2 separate regions of the Homo sapiens genome follow, and region 1 is linked to region 2. The links are chromatin loops, found by intact Hi-C in ENCODE. Cell type or tissue: heart right ventricle. All regions are shown on one strand. Links, peaks and the distances in the headings refer to the core of each region. The heading gives the core; the rest is flanking DNA. Region 1 has its middle 22 kb from the start of LINC03061. Region 2 holds the start of LOC101927712 (a long non-coding RNA gene).

Region 1 (10,995 bases), core at 3,102-8,101, 890 kb after region 2:
ATGAAGGAGAGGGATGGTTGGATCACTTGACAGATGTATGTTTACATTTTTCAGAAATTTCTAAATTGTTTTCCAAAGTAATTTATCATTTCACACAGCTAACACCAGTGTATGAACATTTAAGTTCTTCACATTCTCACCAATAATTGATATTAACAATCTGTAATTTTACTCATTCAAATGGATGTATAGTGGCATCAGATTGGGGTTCTAATTTTTCTTTTCCTAAGGGCTATTGATGAGTATCTTTTTGTGTGTTTATTTGCAACTTACATATCTTCTGCGGTGAAGTATCTGCTCAAATCTTTTTTCCAGTTTTTTAATTGGGCTGTTTGATTTCTTATTACTGAGTTTGAGTTCCACACATATTCTGGATGCATGTCCTTGTTAAATTAAATTTAGCCTGAAGTTGCCTCCTTACATATTTTAACTTTGGCACCAAAGCTTGCACGTAGTAAGCTGCAACCTAACTGGATGTGTAAACAGACTGTAACCTACTCTTGTACAATCGCAGAGTTTCAGCCACTCACAGGCAGCCAGCTGTTCAAACCATATTCAAACAAGCAAATGTTAGGAGCTGTAACCAATCCAGTTGTTTCTGGACTGTCCTTCTGTTTTCTGTACATCACTTTTCTTTTGTCTGTAAATATTATCTGACTATGTGGCTACCCTGGAGTTGCTCTGAACCTATTCTGGTTTGGGTAGTGCCCAATCGTGAACTGTTCTTTGCTCACTTAGACTGTTAATTTGTCTAAAGTTTTCCTTTTAACACCTTTGTCAGTATGTAATTTGTAGCTTTGTATATTTATAATCTCTATTGCTATGTGCATAAAGTTTTATGAATATTATTTATTCTTAATGAATTGAGCCTTTGATTAAATGACTTTCTTTATCCTTGATATTCTTTGCTCTGAAATCTACATTATCTGATACTAATGCCATCACTCCAGTTTTATTTTTATTGGTTATAGTATAATGTATATTTTATACTTTACTTTTAAACTTTTTAGTGTCTATGTTTAATGTGTGTTTGTTTTATGCAGCATAGAGTTGGGTCTTGGTTTTTTGCCTAATCTGATCATTTCCATCTTTTAATTGGGATATTTAGAGCATTTACATTTAGTGTGATTATTGGCATGGTTAGGTTTAAACTAACCATCTTGCTACTTGTTTCTACTTGTCCCATCTGTTCTTTTTTAATTTTCATTTTTCTCCTGCCTTCTTTTAGATTGAGCATTTTTTTATAATTCTACTTTATCTGGTATGTTACATAGATATAATAATGTTATATATATAATGGCATGCGATAATATGTGTAATGTTATATAAATATAACATTTTATTTATTTTACTGGTATATTTAGGGTGTATGGTATGCATTTTAATGTATCACAGTCTAACATCCATGATATGATGGCACTTTACACATACCAAGAGAATCTTACCATAGTATATTTCCATTTTTCCTCTCCAGGCCTGTGCTATTATTTTCATACATTATACTTACACAGGTGTTATAAATCCCACAATACCACAGCATTTTAAAAAATTCAATTTTCTTTTAAAGATATTTTTGAAATAAAAATATCTTCTAGATTTTTCCATGTAGTTATTTCCAGTGATCTTCATCTAGTTGTGTAGATTCACATAGCAATTTTGTATTATTTATCTTCTGCCTGAAGGACTTCCTTTAACATTCTGCTAGTGACAAATTCTTTCACATTCTGTATGTCTGGAAAAGTATTTCTGCTTCCTTTTGAAAGGTATTTTGCTGGTTACAGAATTCTAAATTGACTTTTTTTTCAGTACTTTGAAGATGTTTCCCAGCTCTTTTGTCACTTGCATTGCTTCTTATGAGAAATCTGCAATCATCTTTATCTCTGTTCCTCTACATGGAATCTTTTTCCTTTGGTTGCTATTAATTTTTTTTCTTTATCACTGTTTTTGCACAATTTGATTCTGATTTGCCTTAGTACAGTTTTCATCATGATTCTTATGCTTTGAGTATGTCGAGTGTCTTGTACCTGCAAGTTTCTCATTTTCATCAAATGTAGAGAATTTTCAGGTATTCTATCTTCCAGTATGTCCCCCTTCCTCCCTTTTAGGGGGTTAAATTTCATGTGTTTTAAGCTGCTTGAAGTTTTCTCAGAGCTCATTGGTACTCTTTAACATACTTAAAAAAAATTATATTCTATATTTCATATTGAATGGTTTGTATTCCTATTTCTTAAAACTCACTAACTTTTCTTCTAAATACATAACTGCTATTAATTTCATTCAGTGTATTTTTCATCCTACATATTGCAGCTTTCATTTGTAGAATTAGGAACTGGTTCTTTTTTTTATGTCTCCCATATATCTGCTTAACTTTTTGAATGTATAGTTATAATAACTGTATTAATATTCTTGCCTGCTAATTCTTACATCTGTGTCATTTCTGGATCAGTATCAGTTGACTGATTTTTCTATTCTTTAATGATTATATTTTCTGCATGGTAATTTTTGATTGATTGTCAGACATTATGAATTATATCTTTTTGGGTGCTATAAACTTGTGTATTTATATAAATATTCTTCATTTTGGTTCTAGTATACAGTTAATTATCTAGGAAACTGATTCTTCCTGTTAAGAATTGTTGGGAGGGGTTGGAGTAGTCCTCAGTTTAGGCTAATTATCCCCCTTCACTCAGACAAGACACTTCTATGCACTCTACCCAGTGCCCTGAGAATCAGGACATTGTCAAGTCTAGCTCAAGGGAAGAGGCATTGTTCTCTGACCTTTGTGAGTGTCAGATAATGTTACCACTAATCCTTTGGGTGATTATTTCCCAGCCTTGGGTGGCTTTCTCACATGCAGAAACATGTCCTTAATCATCTGAGGACCCCAGGGTGCCCTCTGCAACCCTGAAGAGCCCCCTCCTTGCAGCCCTCTCCTGTGAACTGTAGTCACTGTGGTCTTCCAGCTCCTCCTACTCAACTCAGAGGGACCACCAGTACACACCTCAGCTCCCCTTTCCTGATCTGTGGTTTGTAAAATTCTCAAGGCCGGAACCTGGACAAGTCTTTGGAGCTTATTTCATTTGTTTTCTCTCTCGCAAGGACAGATGCCTCATATCCTGTGTCTTGAAAACCTTTGTTGTATATATTTTGTCATTTTTTTAAATTCATGCAAGAGGATAAATCCAGTCTTTCTACTCCATCTTGGAGAGAAGCAGAAATCTCTGTCATATATCAAATTTTGCATTAACAATTTTGTATTCCTTTTCTTAAAAATGCCCCTCCATCTTGATTGTATAATCCAGTGTTACAACACCTCCACTCACCAAAATACAAAACAAATGAATAGATTGTAATCTCACATGCTAAGTGCAATAATTGATACATATTGATGTACCTCACATGGTCTAGAGGTGGGGAAAAGATATGTGTTGGAAAATCACCAGAGAAGGAGACAGTCAAATTGTTTTTAAATAGTAAACAAAATCAAATATAGGTGAGGAAGAGGTGGTAAGAAGCAAAGTGCAAAACTAGGGAGAACCTGATACCACCCTCCAATAGATGGTTTTCTAAGAGAGAAAAGAATTTATTTAAAATCCATGAACATAAGAAAATAAAGAGAGTCACACATGGCCTTATATTATTGTCAGGTAAAAAGGATGATAGGAGACATAGTTCACATTAATTCAAAGTGACATTTCCTATTTGAAATAAGAAAGATCATTTTGAATTAATGATATTATGCAGCAGACGATGGCTACTTGTATGGGCAGTTAGGAAGAAGAAGAAAGGGAAGGGAACGGAGGAAGAGAAGTGGGAGAAAGATGAAGAAAGAAAATGAGAAGGGGGAGGCAGTAAACTCAGCTCAATTTCAATCAGAACAATGAAACTATTTCATAATTATAAGAACTGTTTTCCATGAGAGTGAACTTTCCCACAGACCCTTCTCCAATCCATGTGGCGACATTGAGTTTGCTCTCCGTAGCCTTGCCCGTCTACAGACTCATTCCCCAAATACCACCTGCCATGTGTTAGGCTGTCAGGTAAGTGTTACCTACTCACTCCATCATGCTTCTGCTTCTTTAAGACTTTGCAGATTTTCCCTTAGCACAGAGCTGGACCCTCTGCAATAAAATAAGTTCCCATTTATTGCCAACATTCTTCTCCTTACTCACTTTGCTATAACCATTCGTAACCGTAACAGATTTTCTCTTTCTTCTTGACAGATGAATTCTTTTTGCTTTTCTGATGTTGGTTTATATGACGGTTGTTGTGTGCTTACTCCTTTTATAGAAGCGGGAACAGAAGGGAGCAGGGGAAAGCGTTGTAGGAAAGAAACCCCCAAGAGTGCATAATAACCCGCCAACCTTCCCTTTCTCTCCCTCCTCTTTTAATGGTCCTGGTCTCCTGGCATCTACAGCCCAGAGAAAATGCAAACACATGACACTGGGCCTTACTGACTTACAAAAAATCCCAGGGAGTCGCAGTGCAATAATAGGTCTTATTATTCCTTAACATTTAATAAAGCCTGCAGTGATAGATGCTGAAAATAAAATAAGCTGGTGTGGTATCTGCTTTTTGAAAAGCTGAAATTCAAAAGACAGACCAGTGTAGGCAAATCATACAGATGGACAAAGAATTGAAGAAAATAGGAAGGAAGGGGATAGAGACAGATGGCTGACTCCATGGATTTTTTTTTTCCCCTCCAAGATAATTCTCCTGGCTAAGGACCCCAGGACACTCCAGAAAGATTTTTTTCTTTTCATTTTTCTTTTCTTTTTTGTTTCATTTGCTTGTTTGTATTTAATCAAGGTTTGCTGTAAACAGTGAAGCCAAGCTTCTCTTAATCACGCTTGCCATTAAGGGCTTTAAATACAAAACTCCTACTTAAAATTACAATTATACTTTGATGAAAAAATTTCCCAGCCCACTCCATTTTACATTTTTCCCATTGGTTTTCTAAAATAGGACTGGAAAGTGCTAATAGAGTGTTTTGGAACTCAGAGTTCTTTGTGGTTTCATAGTCTCAAAAAAACCGGTCCTCCTTATTGCCTTATCACCACTAATCAGGGCTTATGTGTGACTTGAAAATTAGAACTTTCACACATGGCAGGCAGGAGACACAGAGGCACAGTCTCATGAAGAGATACCTAAGCATTGATGTGACTGCTAAGGACAGCATATTCCCCTGAACCCGTGTGGTTCTGGAAGCCCTCCAAGTTATTAATAGCGACAGTGACAGGGCTGTACATTCTATTGTTTCCTCATCGACGAGAACGGAATGTTAGGTGGTGGGGATTGTGGCATGGAAAGTATGTGAGCTGGCTGTGTTGCATTTCATTTTCTCCTTTCGAGGGCTTTCTGTCCTTTGTGCTTTTTACTGCTGCTCGTGGCAAACGCCTTAGTGGATGATGAACAAGAAATGACCTCATGGAAACAGTGTGGTGGTGACCCACAGCTGATTTAAAATAAGGTGGACAGATTTTGATCACCCTCCCAATGTATACAGCAGGAAAGAGAGACCTGGTTTCACTAGAGTTGGGTTGATCCAGTCCTCCTATGCTGAGTCATTGGATTAAAATGCATGTCATGTCCTAGGCTAGCCTCGGATTTCCATCTGGTCAAAAAGAAAGCATTTTTGTTGCTACTGGGTTTGGGATTAGTGCAAAAAGGGGAGTTCAGATCTGGATGAACCAGGCCCACTTGTCCTCTCAGATAAAGCCAGGGGAGGAGCACAGAAACACACTTGGTACCCTGAGATGAGATTAAATGCGGAGGTGGATGAAAACCACCAAAGGTAGCTTAAAAAACATCTGAGCTCGCACAAAATAATTCACTCCTTCATTAGTTGTTAATGCATTTCTCTAATTGCTTATTCAAAAGGACATTATTTCTTCTTTGGTGTCCCGCATACACAGTTTTAAAATGCTTGCAGACGTTTTACCTGGCTCTTTGCATTAAATTATCTCATCAGTCGTAATTGATCTTCACTTCTCCGAAGTTTTCATGGCACATGGCAAACTGGGATGTACCCTTCCTCCTCCTCTGTGTTCTATCAGTTATTTAATCTCATCTCCAAGCAACATGTTCTCGTAATGGCTAGATTTTGGTCTAGAACAATAGCCTTACTGCTATTATTCTTTTACTCAACAGTCCAGATTGTTACGTACCCATGATCTGGAGCTCTGGACTTCTTGGTTTTGTGAACCGCAGGACTCTTGCAAGTCTACTGTGTTAGTCCGTTTTCACACTGTATTATAAATAAATACCTGAGACTGGGTAATTTATAAAGAAAAGAGGTTTAATTGACTCAGAATTTCACACTGTTGGAGAAGCCTCAGGAAACTTACAATTGCGGAGGAAGGTGAGAGAGGAGCAAAGGCACGTCTTACATGGTAGCAGGTGAGAGAGAGAGACAGCAAATGAGTAAAGGGAGAAGAGCTGCTTATAAGACCATCAGATCTCATGAGAACTCACTCAGTATCATGAAAATAGCATGGGGGAACTGCCCCCATGATCCAATCACCACCTGCCCACCAGGTCTCTCCCTCAACACATGGGGATTATGGGGATTACAATTTGAGATGATGTTTGGGTGGGGACACAGAGCCAAACTATATAATCTACCATGTCATAAGTGCTCAAAATATGGATTAATTGATTGCAACAAGAAGCCACGTTTTTCCTTTGCAATTTATCAGTTAGCAACTCATTCACTTTGAATATTTTTTTTTCTTTTCTCAGAATAATCAGAGGGAAAAGGTCATTATAGATGAAACAAGTACATAACAAATAAACTTGAAAAAAGTGACACTATCTGTCTAATTAGAATGGCTTTAATGGCAGTCTGTATTTAAAATGTGCAATGCAGCAGCATCTAAGGGCCTTTTTAATTGATTTGATTTCATGATTTTCCTAGATTTTATAAAGACTCATAAACCAATGTCTTAAATTTCATTTTACAGTTATTGCCTTAATTTTAGATTTCAAAGTATCTTTTGACACCTTCACTGGTGTGCTCTATCCTGGAAGAAATATGCATTCACAGATTCCATACCTCCCCCTTAATTCCCCACTTGGTCAGATTAGATGTTCATTTCTATTATATCATCTTTTAAGCCTTACTTACATTTTTAAGAAGATACTATTTTGACTTTGATAAATTCTGGCACTCTGAATTCATTGTGTTTCTTTGTCTTTTTCCTTAGGCTTGCCCTAGGCAAGGTCTAACACTGTCAAATCATTAGAGGGAGGGCTTTATTCCCAATTTCAAATCATTTTTATTGTCATCATTCAAAAAGAAATGGCTGTCTAGGGGATAAGTGTCAGTGCGTACTTTGAAGATGATGGGCATATGTTTCTATCTCAGCTGATTCTTGAAGTCACTTTTCTGGTATTTTTTTCTGTAAACTTATGTATATATTCATAAAATTTACTATTTTACTTTGAGTAAGTTTCATTCTTCCCTCTGATTAGAGACTTGTCTTCTCTATCTTTTATACTTTCTGATTGGGACAAAACAATCTTTTGGCTATTCTATCTCATTTTTTCAAAAGCATCAATTATCCTCTTATGATCCCCTTATGATAAGATCATAACATTTTAAAGCTATTGTTTAGAAATGTACTACACAGCCTTTCACCTCCTTGTCCCCAACTGTCTCTCTTACTCTTTCTCTCTTTCCAAAAATAGCAAGCTAACTACTAAGCCAAAAGCCACATCCAGATTCCTATGGCTCCTGTCCACGTTCACTATGGATGAATGCGTATCAGACTTCTTTGCTCATCATGATGACTGGCCTATTAATTTTATCTTTTCCTGAAGTAAAATAGGAGAGCAAATGGGATGCATATTTATTCTTTTGTCTTCTTTACCTCAGGGCTGTCTTAAATCACTTAAGAAAAGCAAAAGTTAAGTATTTTGCTATTAGAGAGCCATAAATAGTTAAGTAACAAAGTAGTAGTAACTCTAGATAGAATAATGATAATTAATGTTTGCACAGTTTGCTACTTTCACCTGTACCATTTCATTTACTATGCATTTTTACTTCCTATGGCAGATATAAATATTACCCTTCATTTATTGTTGGGCATACTGAGGGTCATGTCAGTGCAATAAATATTTCATGCGCAAACACTCAGCATATGGGAAGGAAATTATACCATGTTCTGACGTAAAATTCTATTTCAGATGTTTGTTTTCTCCTTTCCCTTTTCTTCCTTCTTTTTAAAATACAATTTAAGTTTCACCACCTTTTCATAAGTGAGTATCTACTCACATTTACTATGATTTCTTGTGTGTTCGAAGAATTCTGGTATCCTCCCTTTTAATCAACATTGCTCCTAAATTGCCTACTCATGTTTTAATTCCTGCCTCTTTGTTATTTAGTTGGATTAGATTTTCAGTTTTTAATTTTTTTCTCTACTTGCTTGAAATGTAAACTGTCAATATCAGTTATTTTGTGTTCCTCATAAAAATTTAATATGAAGAGTCCTCGGTTTGGCCAATGGGAGCCGTTTCAAGCCAGCTCCTGTTTTCTGATGTCATGACTACTTCCTTGCTTTCTGATTCAACAAGCTATTCCAGGCTTACCACATATTCTTTCTGCTCCAGAGGTGAAATCCACCATTTAGCAACCTAGCTCTGTGTGCGAGGTGCATGCACTGCTGCTGGGGTTTGTGATTTCCAGGTGCGTTCAGAGGCTAGAGCAAGGGATGTTTTTATGCCTTATTCTGAAACCTTCAAATCAAATCTGAAACCACGGGCTTCTTCCTCATCTTTCCTCATTCTATATTTGTATCTCCCTTCTCCTACAGTGAGAATGGAGATACCTAACATCAACATAGAAACTCATTTGTTCAACCCTGAAATAGATACAAAATAGCTTCAGAATAATTTTAATAATACCATGGTGTCAACAGAGTGGCTAAGTTCAAGATTTCTTTAAACTATATTCTAGTAAAGATGTATAGTTAGAATACTTGTTCAAAAGCTACTTGAATTAATTTTTTTATTATATGTGATATGGTTAGTAATTTGATTTAAATCTTGGTTCACTTCCATCAGTTTTTATTTAGTTTTAGAGTTTACTTATTATTTTGATTAACTTGTACTTTTTAATATATAAGGCATTTAGATGCATCAAAAGTCAAAAATTATGTAAGAAAAGATACTCAGATTTCTTATTCCCAATTCTATTACTTCCACCCCATTTTCACTGATCGTCTATAATATTTCATGAGGTTTGAATATATAGTCTTTTTAGTTTTCCTTTTTTCTGACATAAAGTATAGCATATGTCATATATTCTTTTCCAATTTCCTTTTTTTCAATAAACAATGGATGTTTGAAATCACTCCCTATCAAGCTGTAGGATCTTCCTTTCTTCTTTTTAAACAGATGCATGTAGTACAACACTGTGTGGAGATATCATAGTTTATTCCATCAGTTTCCTATTATTGAATATTGTCACCAATATTTTGCTGTTGCAGATAATGCTGCAATGGTTGACCATGTGCATATGTTGTTTTAGATTTGAAAAGGTGCCCTTCAACATAAATGAGTAGAAATGAGATTGCAGGGTCAAGGGCACATGTAATTTTGTTAGATGTGACGAAATTGCCTTACATAGTATTTGTAGCATTTTGTGTTGGCCATCAGAACATGTTAGTGAACTTTTGAATGTTTATAAATCTGAAAGGTAAGAAATTGGTGTCTTTTATATTCTTAAATTTGAAGCAACGGTAGTAACAACAGCACGTTCCTGTCTAGAGACCAATTCTCTCTTTCTTCAGAAAGTAGACCCAGCATTTCATGAGCCTTGTAGTGTACCTGCAGATGGCTTTTATTCTTCTTCCATTTAAATCACAACATGATTCAATATCCTACAACCTATGAATTTGATTGTAAATATTACTGACACTTAGACTTACTATACATCTACATAAAAGGAGTACAGGAAAGAAAATAGAAAAAATAAGGAAAACTGTAGTTTTCCAATTTGTGTTCCAGTATTTATTCATCTATCTACTAGTCATCATCTATCTTTCAGTCCTCTATTTTATCCTCCTATATGTTTTGCTCTGTATTCCTCCTTATGTGCATATATGTACACACAAATAGTAAAACAAGCAAACTATATGGATAGCAGCTTCCGTTCTTGTTTTGAGCTAATGTGGCACTTCTGCACTGGTGTTTATGACTTGCTTTTTCCATGATCTCTTCCATGTTCCTTTGCTCTGGGCAAAGAGGATTCTTCCCTTGTGAAGCACCCCAACCTAAATTATTGCAGACCTACTGTACTCTGTTATTTAATTTACACTACAGGACATGTGTTTAGTAGGATATAAACTATAGAATCCCTTTAATTCAAGCCATATGTATTCCTCCTACATTGCATTTTCCCTTGACCATAAAGACAAATGACTCTTTACACAGAATCCACTGTTGGTCTAGGGTTATGGGGGACCCACCATGAACATGTGACCTGGGTGTCAATGGAAGGACTTCTTCCTTGGATCTCAAGCCATTATATTCGTAGAGTCCAATGTTGAAATCACATAGATTGTGTGAGCATGCTACTCAGTGTGAGAATGAGCTGTTCTTCTCATTTCCCGTCCTTGGATCCCTTACCCATCTGTGCTGGCTATGGAAGAATCAGTACCATATATTGTCTCTGTTTGAGGAAGTAAACTTCAATTTATTGGACAACACACCTTCTTTACACGGTGTTGAATACCAGCTGGTGCTATAACTAGGTCTTCAGTGGGCCATGTCATCATTTTTCAAGGCCAAAATGCTCCTGAGTAATGAAAGCCAGTGGATACCATGAGCATCAGACATCAGCATACTTACTTCTCTATAAAATGAGGCTTTAGGTCAGAAGAATTTTATGTGATACTAAGATGGTTGTAAGGCATTCTGTGACTTTATGGATGGTATTGCTGGAAAAAGCTTGGCAAGAAGAGATGACAAATTCACCACCAGAATGTATCACTA
Region 2 (10,995 bases), core at 2,080-7,079:
GTGTGTTTTATGGATTTCTAAATTTCTTCTTTCAATTGGAACAGTTTGCTTTTTCTATTTTTAAGTTCCATTATTAGGGGTGCACACCGTTAGTATTGTTCTGACTTCTTGGTGAGTCAACTCTTTTACCATTATACTACCTGCCTTTTTATGTCTGGGAATTAGTTTTTGCTCCAAATCTACTTTGTCTGATATTAATATAGCCACTCCATCTTTCTTTTGATTGGCATTTGCTTGATAAGTCTTCTCTATTTTGTTATTTGTATCCTATCCATATTCTTATATTTGAAGCAAGGTTCTTTCTGACAGCATATAGTTGGGTCATATTTTTCAAATCTGTTCTGGCATCTTTGTATTTTAATTAGTGTGTTTAGACTGGGCTTGTGTTTAAAGCAATTATTGGTATGTTTGGATTTAAGTCTAGCTTTTTATTATTGATTTTCTATATGCTACTGTTGATTTTCTCTTTTTCTGCCTTTTTTGTTATTTACACATTTTCTAGTTTGCTATTTTAGCTTACTTGTGTTGTTTCCTACATTGATATATTTTTAAAACCCAAGAGAAGAAAAGTGTTTCATATTTACCCAGCTATTTCCAATTTATATTTTACTTTCTTTATTCTTGATATTTCAAAGTATCTTTTAATATCATTTTTCTTATGTTTAAATAACTTCCCTTAACAATTCTTTTAGAGAAATGTATACTCTTTTAGTTTTTCTTCACTTGAAAAATGTCTTTATTTCACCTGTTCTGGGTATTTTTTTCTTCATTTGAAAAATGTCTTTATTTCACCTGTACTGGGTATTTTTTTCCACTGGACATAGAATTCTAATAGTTCTTCGCCTTCAACAATTTAAATCTGTTGTTTACTTTCTTTCCTTCTGGCCTCTATTTAGTGTCTGATAATAAACCCTGAATCATTCAAATCGGTGTTCCCCTCTAAGTAATGTGCTGTCTCTGGCTACTTTTAGGATTTCTCATTCTGTCTAATTTTCCGACATCTAATTATGACATGTCTGTGTGTGGATTGGGTTCTTTAGCTTTGTGAGTCTGTAGATGTATGCCTTTCTCTTATGGAAAAATGTTGGTGTTTGGGGGTCTTTGCAGGCCAATGACTGGGTCAGGTTCCAGGCTGCAAGCTTCAATTCACCTTCTATAGGTAGAACTGTTTTTGCGGTACTATTCAGATCTGTCCTGCATGCGTGCCCACCAACGGCCTGTCTGGGTGTGGGCAGTGTGGGCAGTTTTCAGTTTGGTAGCTGTTTAGAGTCAGATCCATGCACGCGCACATCAAAGATGAGTCCAGGAGTCCATGAACAATTTTACTGGATCTCCTTCCCTCATTCCACCGTCCCACTGAACTCCCCATTACTTTTCAGAGCCTAACATTCCTCTTGTTGACTCCTTGTTTCTAAAATTGTGTCTTTACTTACTCTGCACATAATTTCTGTGGCTGCAGCCATATCTGGGCTAAACAGCAGGAGAACTGGAGAAAAAATATGGTAAAATTGTCCTGCTTTGGTGGCACATCTAAATCTGGTTTTCTTCCCCAGTCTGTCTGCTACCGTTCACTGACAGAGTCCTCTAATAGCTGCTCCATGCACTCAGCAGGAGAGACAGGCTGGGGTGGCCTGCTAAACTTTACCTGGGACTGGCACCAGCCACAATACAGAGTACTTGTTTTGATGGTTTTAAGTATGATGGTGATAAATGGAAGAGAATGAAACGGTTCAACTTTGGTCATTTAAAAAATCTTTTCACTCTCTTTTCTAAAGCTTGAACATACCATAGTCTACCAATTTAGTTAACCATCATTCATGGGCTTTTCGATTTTAATGGCTGTATGCTGGCTCTTTCCATGCACTTTTTCACTCTAGCTTACTGGACTTTAAATTACATGCATTAGCTTGTACTCATTAGGGGTACCATCGCTTTTACACCAGAATTCTTAAAGCCTAAGACTCAGTGCACCCATCCTGTATCTGAACCCAAGAGTCATTTTGTCGTCCTCATGAAACTAGACAAATCTGAGTTCAGATGCTGACTCTGCCACTTACAAACTTGTGACCTTGGGTAAGATATAAAACCTCTCAGAGATCTGCACAAATTAGGTCATTTTTACTTGTAATTCTTCCAAATCAGAATCATAGACTGAGAAGGATTTACAAAAAAAGAGAAAACCTGTTTGGCTGTATCACTTATCATCCTTTTACTCATTCTCTGCTTCCTTCCATCTGTTCCTTCCATCTACTCATCCATCCATCCATCCATCCATCATCCATCCACCATCCATCCATCCATACATACATTCATCTGTTCATCCATCCATCTATTCATCCATCTGTTCATCCATCCATCCATCCACTGATCCATCTCTTCATCATTCATATTCTGCGTGCTTATTATTTCCCAAGTACTAGGTTAGGTACAGGATAAATGGAAATCGATAATGTCGTCCTTAAGAAGTGTTGTGCAAAAAAAAAAAAATAATAATTGTGGAAGAAACCTGTAATTTGTCAGGTTAAGGAATTAAAAAGGAGTTATGCAATAGATAGGGTGAGGTTGAGGGTTGGATTACAAATGGAATAAAGGTTGCCCACATCTGAGTGTTGCCTGGAAGATTAAATGAGAAATATGCAAGACGAAGTGCACACGGCATCTCTTCCTTCATCCAGGCCCCGAGTGAGGTCCAGGGATGCAATGTCACGGCATAGCCCCTGCCTCAGGAGACTTTATACCAATGTGGATTGTTTCTGCATTCTCCTTTACACGTGTGTCTAAATCATTCTGAGGATAATTTTGTGGTCAACTTCATTTCTACCTGAATGACAAATTCCCTATATTCAATTCCCATGATGCAAAAATAGCATTTAGTTTTATTGGGCCTAAGATGATCTCTCTGCAATATTAAAAGGTGTCCCCTAGAGTAATTTTTAAGTATCTGAGGTTTTGTTAAGATCATTCTTTTCATAATTCATATCTTCTTTAACCTTTGTTATTCCAGATTTAAGAGATGTTTTCAAGTCGTGTTCTCAGAAGCTTCTGATCCTTATCCTTCTGATCATTTGAGTTATACCTGTCTGACTCTACTATGTCTCCCTGCTGCTTTGATAAAAGACAATTTCACATACTGTGGAGGTCATCAGTCAATCTAATGTTTATTAATCATCCCCTCATTTCACATGGCTTTCTCTGGACCCCTTGGGAGGAGACAAGGTAATAAATCCTATCCTCCATCCCAGGTTCATGATCATTTGGATAGACAAGGTATATATAGAGAAAATATTTAATAATTAGAGTCCTGAAGGAGGGACTTTGCAGTGAACTTCAACATCTCAAGCCTCCTTCTTCTCCCACTTCCAAACCACCCTGAATCACGCGGGAGAAGTGAAAATATCTTTTAAAGACATCAAGAGAAAAATATTTCACAAGCCTGTTCGATAACTTTCTGAAAACACTCATTGTTCAGGGTGCTGCTTAAATGATCTTTCTGCTTCTGCCGGTGGCAAGGCCCCTCCAGCTCTGAAAGCATGCAGAGGACAGCCCATTGTTCCCTTAACGCCTGAGCATCAATCACCTGGTCACCCAACACTCAGCCAGCTCTGCGCAGAATGTTTCTAAGTGATTTTGACTGCAAGACTTTTCGCCATTGGGTCCACGTGGGAACCTCTCCCTCTGGCTCTCCTTACACCTCCACATGGGTGGACACATGGCCCCGGCCTCTGGAGGGATGGAGAGGGAGGGTGCTTCTGGAGAGAGGAGATCTGATGGGGCTGGGGTCTCTCCAACCCTGCACGTGGCACCCTGTGAACTCACAGCCTTTCATACCAGCTCCTTCCCTGGTCCTTAGCCCTTTCGTCAGTGCGGTTTAGGGCAATGGTCACCTGAACGTTTGTTTTGACAGTCACAAATTCCCAGAAACAGGGAAACGGAACTCGCTAGCGACGTTGTGTGGATGAGTTTGCTTTAGGCTGGAACAAGCCTTGCCTTTGGGTAACGGGCTTCCGGGTGCGCCCTGGCCGGCTGTGTGCGCGCGGAAGGCGGTCACCTGGGCCCCCTGGGCGCGCGCGCCGCCCGCCCGCCCGCCTGCCCCGCGCGCACCTGCAGGAGGCTCTGGCGCGCTCCCTCCCTCCCTGGCTGCGCTGCGAAGGGCGCGGGAGAGGGGGATTCTAGCAGCGCTGAATCACTTTCCCACAGCCTCTGCGTGGGGAGCGCTTCCTCTGATGCACGCCCTATTTGTACTTCCTGAGTGCGCGTGGACTGCGGGCCCTGCTCGCCGCAGACTTGCCCGAAATAGCAGCGCGCGGGCTCGGCTCCCCGCGCCGCCCGCAGCATCTGCCTCCCCCTCCCGCCTCGTGGGCAACCGGGCGCGGCTGAGTCACGGTGACACTGAGTCACTCGCCAGCGTCAGGAAATGCCTTTTTTAGACTTCCAGTTTGAAATGGAGCAGCAGGTGACTTTTTAAATTCGGTTTTGTGTTTTATCTTCAATTTCCCTGGGGGCAGTTCTTGCTGGTTTCACATTTCCCCACGACTTGCTGCTTGGGGCAAGTTCCGCACCAAATGTACCTAGGCGGAGCTCCGCCTTAAGGGATATTCATTTTTCCGATGTAAATGAGGAAATTCTGCAGACTGGTTTTGAAGCAGTCTTCGCTAGACACTCCATGCAACAGTGTGTATTTGTACGTGGGTGGACGGCTTGCTATCTGTGACGCGTTCCCAGGACAGACTGCAGGTGGCACCAGGGTCCCCTGATTGTGAAGTTCCACCTCTGCAGAATGGCTTAGGTGCAATTTATAGCAGCATTGCCCTTTTTAATTCAGTGTTTAACAAGGTTAACCTGAAGCAGGTTACTAGGTGCTAATTAGGATCTGTGGCCAGGTCAATGCATTTTTTTTTTTTTTTTAAACGGGTAACTAACTGTGTTGGAAAGAAAGTGGATGGAGAATTATTCCAAATATACTAAATGAAGCCTTTCACCAGAGTTTGCAAATATGAATTATAACAGTAAAAATACAATGAGAACTCACATTTTTAAGGAATTACAAATGAGCATCCGTGGCACTGTATGCGTCCTTACTGTCGTTGGGCGGTTTCTTCCTAAAGAAAGAAGCCCTCCTTGGTACTTAAAGAAATTCAACCTCTAGCGCCCTGTGCCTTCCCCCATGTCACTGTTAACAGCTACTGCCACACATGTATCTAGTATAGGAAGGATTGGCAGCCTCACCTTGTTGCATGGAGGGTGAGTGCTCCTGGAACACGTTAAGGAACTGAAGTTGCGAACGTGGTGAGGGGAATTGCCCTCAGAAGCAATACGGCAGGGGAGTCCTGTGAGGGTGGTTTTCTCAGCTTTGCTGGGGTAACAGGACACATTGGCTGGGACTTTCCCCATTGTCCAAATTCCTAATTAGAGCCCCAGCTAAAGCAAAAGAGGCCACAGCGCCGCATATTCTGAAGAGAGCTGCCAGCAGTTGGGGGCAGGGTTCCTGTCCTGCTGAAAGAGCCCAGCTCTGTCAGCCAACCCAGCTCTCTCCAGGCTGCACCCCTCTGGAAGAAGAGAGGAGGAGAGAGTGGGGGAGGAGGCAGGAGACTCCAGTCTGCAGGGGTCCTGTGCTTTCCCCTCTGGGAGGGGACATCTTCCTTGCCAAGTTCCCTGTCTCCACACCCCACGGCCACAGGAACATCTCAGACTTTGCGGGTGTCTCTAGCCCTGGCTGGATTCTGCTCGCACCCCCCACACCCATCTGAGGGGGCAGTTCAGAGCTGGCGGAGCAAGGCACACCCACAGCTTTGTGGGGGCCCGGGGCTGTGAGCTTTGTCTGGGGCCTGTGGGAGAGAGCTTGGCTTGAGCTCTCCTGGCTCTCTCCACAAAGAGTCTTCTCTGGGGAAAGCTATGAGGTATGCTTTGGGGTGTGAAAGGAAAATTAATCTTGGGGCCCCCAAGTCACTAAGCTAATGGGAAAAGTCAGGCTGGGAACTGCTTAGGGCAAACCTGCCTCCCATTTTGGAAAGGCTCATCAGAAACTCAAAAGAGTGTGACCATTTGTCTCTCACCTACCTGTGACCTGGAAGCCCCCTCCCTGCTTCGAGTTGTCCTCCCTTTCTGGATGGAACCAATATTCATCTTACATGTATTGATTGATGTCTTATGTCTCCCCAGCCACCTTGGGCACACACCATCAGGAGCTCCTGAGGCTGTGTCACAGGCGTGCATCCTTAACTCTGGCAAAGTAAAATTCCTAAATTGACTGATACCTTTCTCAGATATTCAGGGTTCACAGGGGGGCAGGGTGTGAAGCGAGAATGGAGAGAGAAGTTTGAGGGCTCTCCAGGGTGGAGGGCCTGGGGAAAACTCATCTGCAGACCCCCTCACCCTCACCCCGAGAATGCCTGGGGACCACAGAAGGCTCAGGGCAGTGTGGGGAGGGCCTTTACTTCCACAGTTCAGCTGTAAAAGGCTGGTCCCTTCTCCCTTGCCCCTGCCTGGTCCCCAGCCGGGAGGAGTAGGATGGGAGGAGGAGGAAGGAGAAAGATGCAAAGAAAGGCTATGCCTGCTTCATGTCCCTCCAGCCCAGAGTTCTTGTTTGTTTGTTTGTTCTGTATGTTGTGGCAATTCAACAGAGCCTATGGAAATCTTTTTAGAAAAAAATGTTTATTTTAAAAAGGCATGTGCTAAAATACGTAGTATTATAAAGAAAACTATATTAAAATGCACTTATCAAAATATTTAAAAAATTATCAACATAGTAATATACATATTTCTTTATTGATACATTAAATAATACTGTCTAGAAGACACATTTTAGAATACTGCTGAGTATAAATAATATTTCATAATACCTGAAATTATTGTAATATGATACCTATTTTTTCTATTGGTGACAATGCCTCAGATACTGTTAATACTATAGTGGTTTGTGGCCTTTAGTCATAATTGAAAGAAATGCTACATTTCAGAAGGTTGGTGAGAGTAAACATGTACTTTATCCCCCATCCAAGTTCATGGATGCTGGACTCCATGGAGCTGAATCTGAGGGTCACTGCGACAAGAATGGGCAGGGCCTGAGGGTAGCACAAGAGGATAGCTTTTATCTAGACTGGACTGGACTGTCCCTAGTCCCTAAAAGGAATCCAAAAGCTCAGGGATCTGTTCAAGTTAGTGTTAAGGGATAGGAACCACCACTTTGCACAGTGCAGTTTGCCCTGAGTGCAGGCAAGTGAGCACTTTCGTCCCCCTCAGATGTCTGTTTCAGTGTATTTAACAGAAACGCATGGGCTTTGAAACTGGACTGCCTGTGTTTGAATTATAAATGAATATGGACAATTATTTACTTACTCTGAACTCAGTTTCATCACTTGTAGAACTTTGTAGGTTGTGGATAAATTAGATGACCTGTGTAATGCGCTTAGAACGGAATGTGGCAAGGGTTTGAATGTGGGCCCCTGGGCAGTGTGACTCCCCCACAGGGTCCTTCCCCCACGTCCTTTCTCAACTCCACGAGGGTCTGTGGGTTAAAGAAGGATCAAAATGAGCCCTGTGGTTTCCCAGCAGATGTGATTGTTCAATTCTCATCATGTTGCCGTTGCTAGCAACCTGGTTATAAATAGAAAGAAACTCATGTCCTCGTTGCTATGTGATCCCCATGGCTCATATGACACAATGTCCCAGGGAAGCCAACCTTCGTCGCTACAAAATAGCTTCCTAAATAGGCCAGCAGGCATTATTAGCATCCTAATAGGTTCTGTTGATGAAGTCATCCTTATCAGGTAGTATTCCAGGGGCTTTGGGTGGCATCATTCAAACACAGTAAGCCCAGCAATGGTCCATTTTAATTATCGCTACGCTGAGCCCTGACTTAGAAATGTTGACTCCTCTGAATGTCCAGCTTTGTAACTTAATATTTGTGAGACAAGGACAATAACGCCTTCATGGCCTTTTAATTTTCCCAATTGTTTTGTATGAATTACATTAAGGAAAGTCTGAAGATACTAAGATTTCCAACTTGCTGCTCTGTGTTTAAGGTATTTATGCAGGAACAAGGTAAACGCAAAAACCAAACACAGGCCACTTTTTAATACTTTGTGTTTTATTTTGTTTTACTTCAGTTATTTAATGATAGATTTCCTTCTTCCACTTTTGTATTCTATTTCCCTCCGTCCTTTCCAAATGGGATAGTTCTGTTTAATTGAACACAATTATATGAAAAACACTTATTACTTTTAAAAAATTAAAAATCATCGCTTCTTAGGCTTTTGGCTAAGATCGAGGGTAATATCTGTTCTTATCAGTTTAAAAAATTAACAAGAAAGTATAAGAGTTATACTTTTATTATAAAAGTATAAGAACATTTTAAGAATTATAAATAAAAAATTAGGCAATTCAAGTAACCGGTTTTTCAATCATATTGAAACTTATTTTCAAAGTAAGACCCATTCTAATAGATCTCCCAAATGAAAATTACAACTTGTGACACATCCCCCAGTGTCCCTGCGCCCTGGCCATCCAGGGAACCTGAAGGGCCCTGTTCTGCTCCTGGGGCTTCACGCACCCTTCCTGACTTTGTGTTAAGCATCTGACCTTTGTGTTGGACTTGATCACGAAGTCAGACATGAGAATAAGTCTCTGTGTCAATTAGCCTTGGTTGAACAACAAGCCAACCCAAACATGACTTAAACCATTTTATCTGCTGACTGTTGCGTAGATGTGCACACGTAATTTGAACTGGGCCCCCCAGGATGGCTCTCTATGGTGCTGGCTCATTCAAGCACCTATCAGTGGATGGTCAATTGCTTCACTTATATCTGGCATTGGCTGGGGGGCCGGAGGCATATCCTGCTCATCGCCCTGCAGCACAGCCTCTTCCTGTGGTGCCACACAGTCAGAGTTCCCAAGAGCAGCAAGAGAGAGGCCTCAGTGCAAAAGCACTTAGCCTCTGCTGATGTCACATGTGCTGATGCTTCCTTGGCCAAAGGAAAGCACATGGCCAAGCCCAGATTCAGGGCTTGGTACCATGAACTCTACCTCTTGAGGTGGGGACAGGGGCCACAAAGTCACATTGCAAAGGGATGCGAATATAGGCGCAGAAATAATATACTGTTTTTCTTTTTATTTGCCATAATATACTTATGTGATATCCTTATCTGCCATAATATCCTTAACATAATGTTAAAGATTGATCATATATTCCTAAGAGAGAAATAGGATCGTATAATTCTAACCTGTCACAATATTATTGACATTTTACTGGACTTTCTAGACATAAAATGAAATTCTAATTCCCAAGAGCTTTTCCCCCAGTATTTAACATTCTTTTCTGGGCTAGATTTTTCGCCGGTCTCCCCTCTCCTTTACTACCAGGTTATTGAAGCTGTTCTTTTAAAACTACAAGGAAGAAGAAACAGAGCGCTCCCGGGAAATGTTGAAAAAGCAGAGCCCCATTCATCACAGCACAGGTTGAAGAGACCAGCTCTCCCCGATATTGGCAGAATTTCCATCACAGGTGAGGGTGTGTGTCCTACAACCCCAGCATTTAACTAAAAAGCAATTCTGTGTATGAGCTTCACGAAAAGGCAGAAATGAAGCAGTGCCCATAGGGTCTCCCTCCCTCGCCCTGCCTTCTCCTTTTAAATGCAGCTCTCTCCTTCCTGGGCCAGGATGATGTGGAACCGTTGCATGCGAGGGTTTCTAAGGGGGCGTTGTGAGGAGTCATCATCAGCAACCAATACTGCCGTTCTCACCAGTGTGAAACAGGCAGCCCCACCCCAGGGGCAGGCCCTCTTCCCCTGTGCCCTGGCCTCCCTGGCTCCAGGCATCCTGACTCCAGCCGAGAGCCCCCACCCTTTGCTGAGCTCTGAGTCCTGTCCAGCTGAGCTCCCTGGGGGCCTGTGAGTTTCTGCCTCTTTTCCTGCAGCCTCCTGTGCACTGGCAGGTGGCATCTCTGCCACTCTCCTTAGAGATGAGCCTACACACTCATTTTCTCTTTTTTTCTCTGGACAAAGGAATAAGCTTTTGAAAAGCAAACTGACAGATGAGAGCAGTGAAATCCACTGAGTGGGCCGTGGAGAACAGCTGTGTTTGAGAGGCATCTCAGCGATGTGAATGAGGCCAGGAGGAGCCATGAAGACGGCACTGCCTGTGGGGCCCCCGATAAATGATGGCACTGAGCAATTGGCAGGACTGTGGGCATGGGAGGGGTCCCTAGGCCCCACCCCCCTCTGCTCCTGTTTGTGTAATTAACAGCCCGCTTCCTATCAGGTGCTCTGCCTTCAGTGCTCTCTGCTGCGGCTCTTACCAGCGAGGACTGGAGGGGCGGCTCCTTTACCTGCCCTGTCCTGGTTTTTGCTCCCGCCTGCCCCGTGAGCCAGGGGATGCACTCACAGCTGCTCTTTTTGATGTATAAAGTGTGTTTGAACATTATGCCAAATATCAAAATGTGAAGGACTAATCCAGGATGCAAAAACGTTATGGGGGGTTGTAAATACGAACTATACAACAGTTTAGGATGCAATTATGAGTGTAAACTGTGTGCCTTATTTATACTTCATTGTCTCCAGCTTCTCAGATAAAGTTTTGATGTGTTGTACAGTGGAATATCTTAGATACTTTTTGGAAAGTTTTTACATAAGTTATATCACAATTAAAATGTTGAATTTCAAAAAAAAAAAGAGGCATTCGTTTGAGATTGCCTGGGGTCCTGTGGTTTGCTGAATAAGACTCAGTGTGGGGAACTGTAGACTCTTCCTGAGAAGCTCAATTCCAAAAGGAAAAGGAAAATGCCGACTGGGATTCCCTGACAGGCATTGGTTAGCTGCTGTCTCTGTCCACTGATAACTGGAGCTTTCAGAAAGGCATCCTCTGCAGCCCAGCATCAGCTTCTCCGCCTGCTGTTCCCTCCGGGAGGCGGCCCGCACCTCAGAAGCAGACACCGTTGTGCCTGGGTCCGGTGGCGTCTGGCCAACAGGGGCTGGATGGGGGGCAACAGCAGCAGGAGGAGGA

The links. Peaks named below come from ENCODE experiments on the same cell type or tissue, not always from the same donor. Only the 100,000 strongest peaks of a DNase experiment are listed, where the experiment ranks them.
Region 1: a loop joins it to region 2, with 2.9 times the contacts of the local background. A loop is called at or near these places in 3 of 110 quality-filtered maps.

The regions. Positions count from the first base shown.
Region 1 is chr13:109,238,072-109,249,066 of GRCh38, reverse strand. No RefSeq gene overlaps it. Among named protein-coding and RNA genes, the nearest start is that of LINC03061, 22 kb to the left of the region's middle. In heart right ventricle, for the core only: no CTCF peak of the experiment used is centred there; a DNase peak (open chromatin) is centred at 5,254; H3K27ac peaks cover 3,892 bases.
Region 2 is chr13:110,131,594-110,142,588 of GRCh38, reverse strand. LOC101927712 (a long non-coding RNA gene) reads left to right here and starts at 3,975. Exons shown (of 3, transcript XR_931726.3): 1 at 3,975-4,453; 2 at 9,389-9,499; 3 at 9,999-10,627. It also overlaps the pseudogene LOC124903272. RefSeq lists a silencer at 4,001-4,080 and enhancers at 5,009-5,623, 5,624-6,238. In heart right ventricle, for the core only: CTCF peaks have their summits at 3,960 and 4,728 (motif pointing right); DNase peaks (open chromatin) are centred at 3,943, 4,320, 4,705 and 5,478; H3K4me3 peaks cover 1,729 bases; H3K27ac peaks cover 4,027 bases.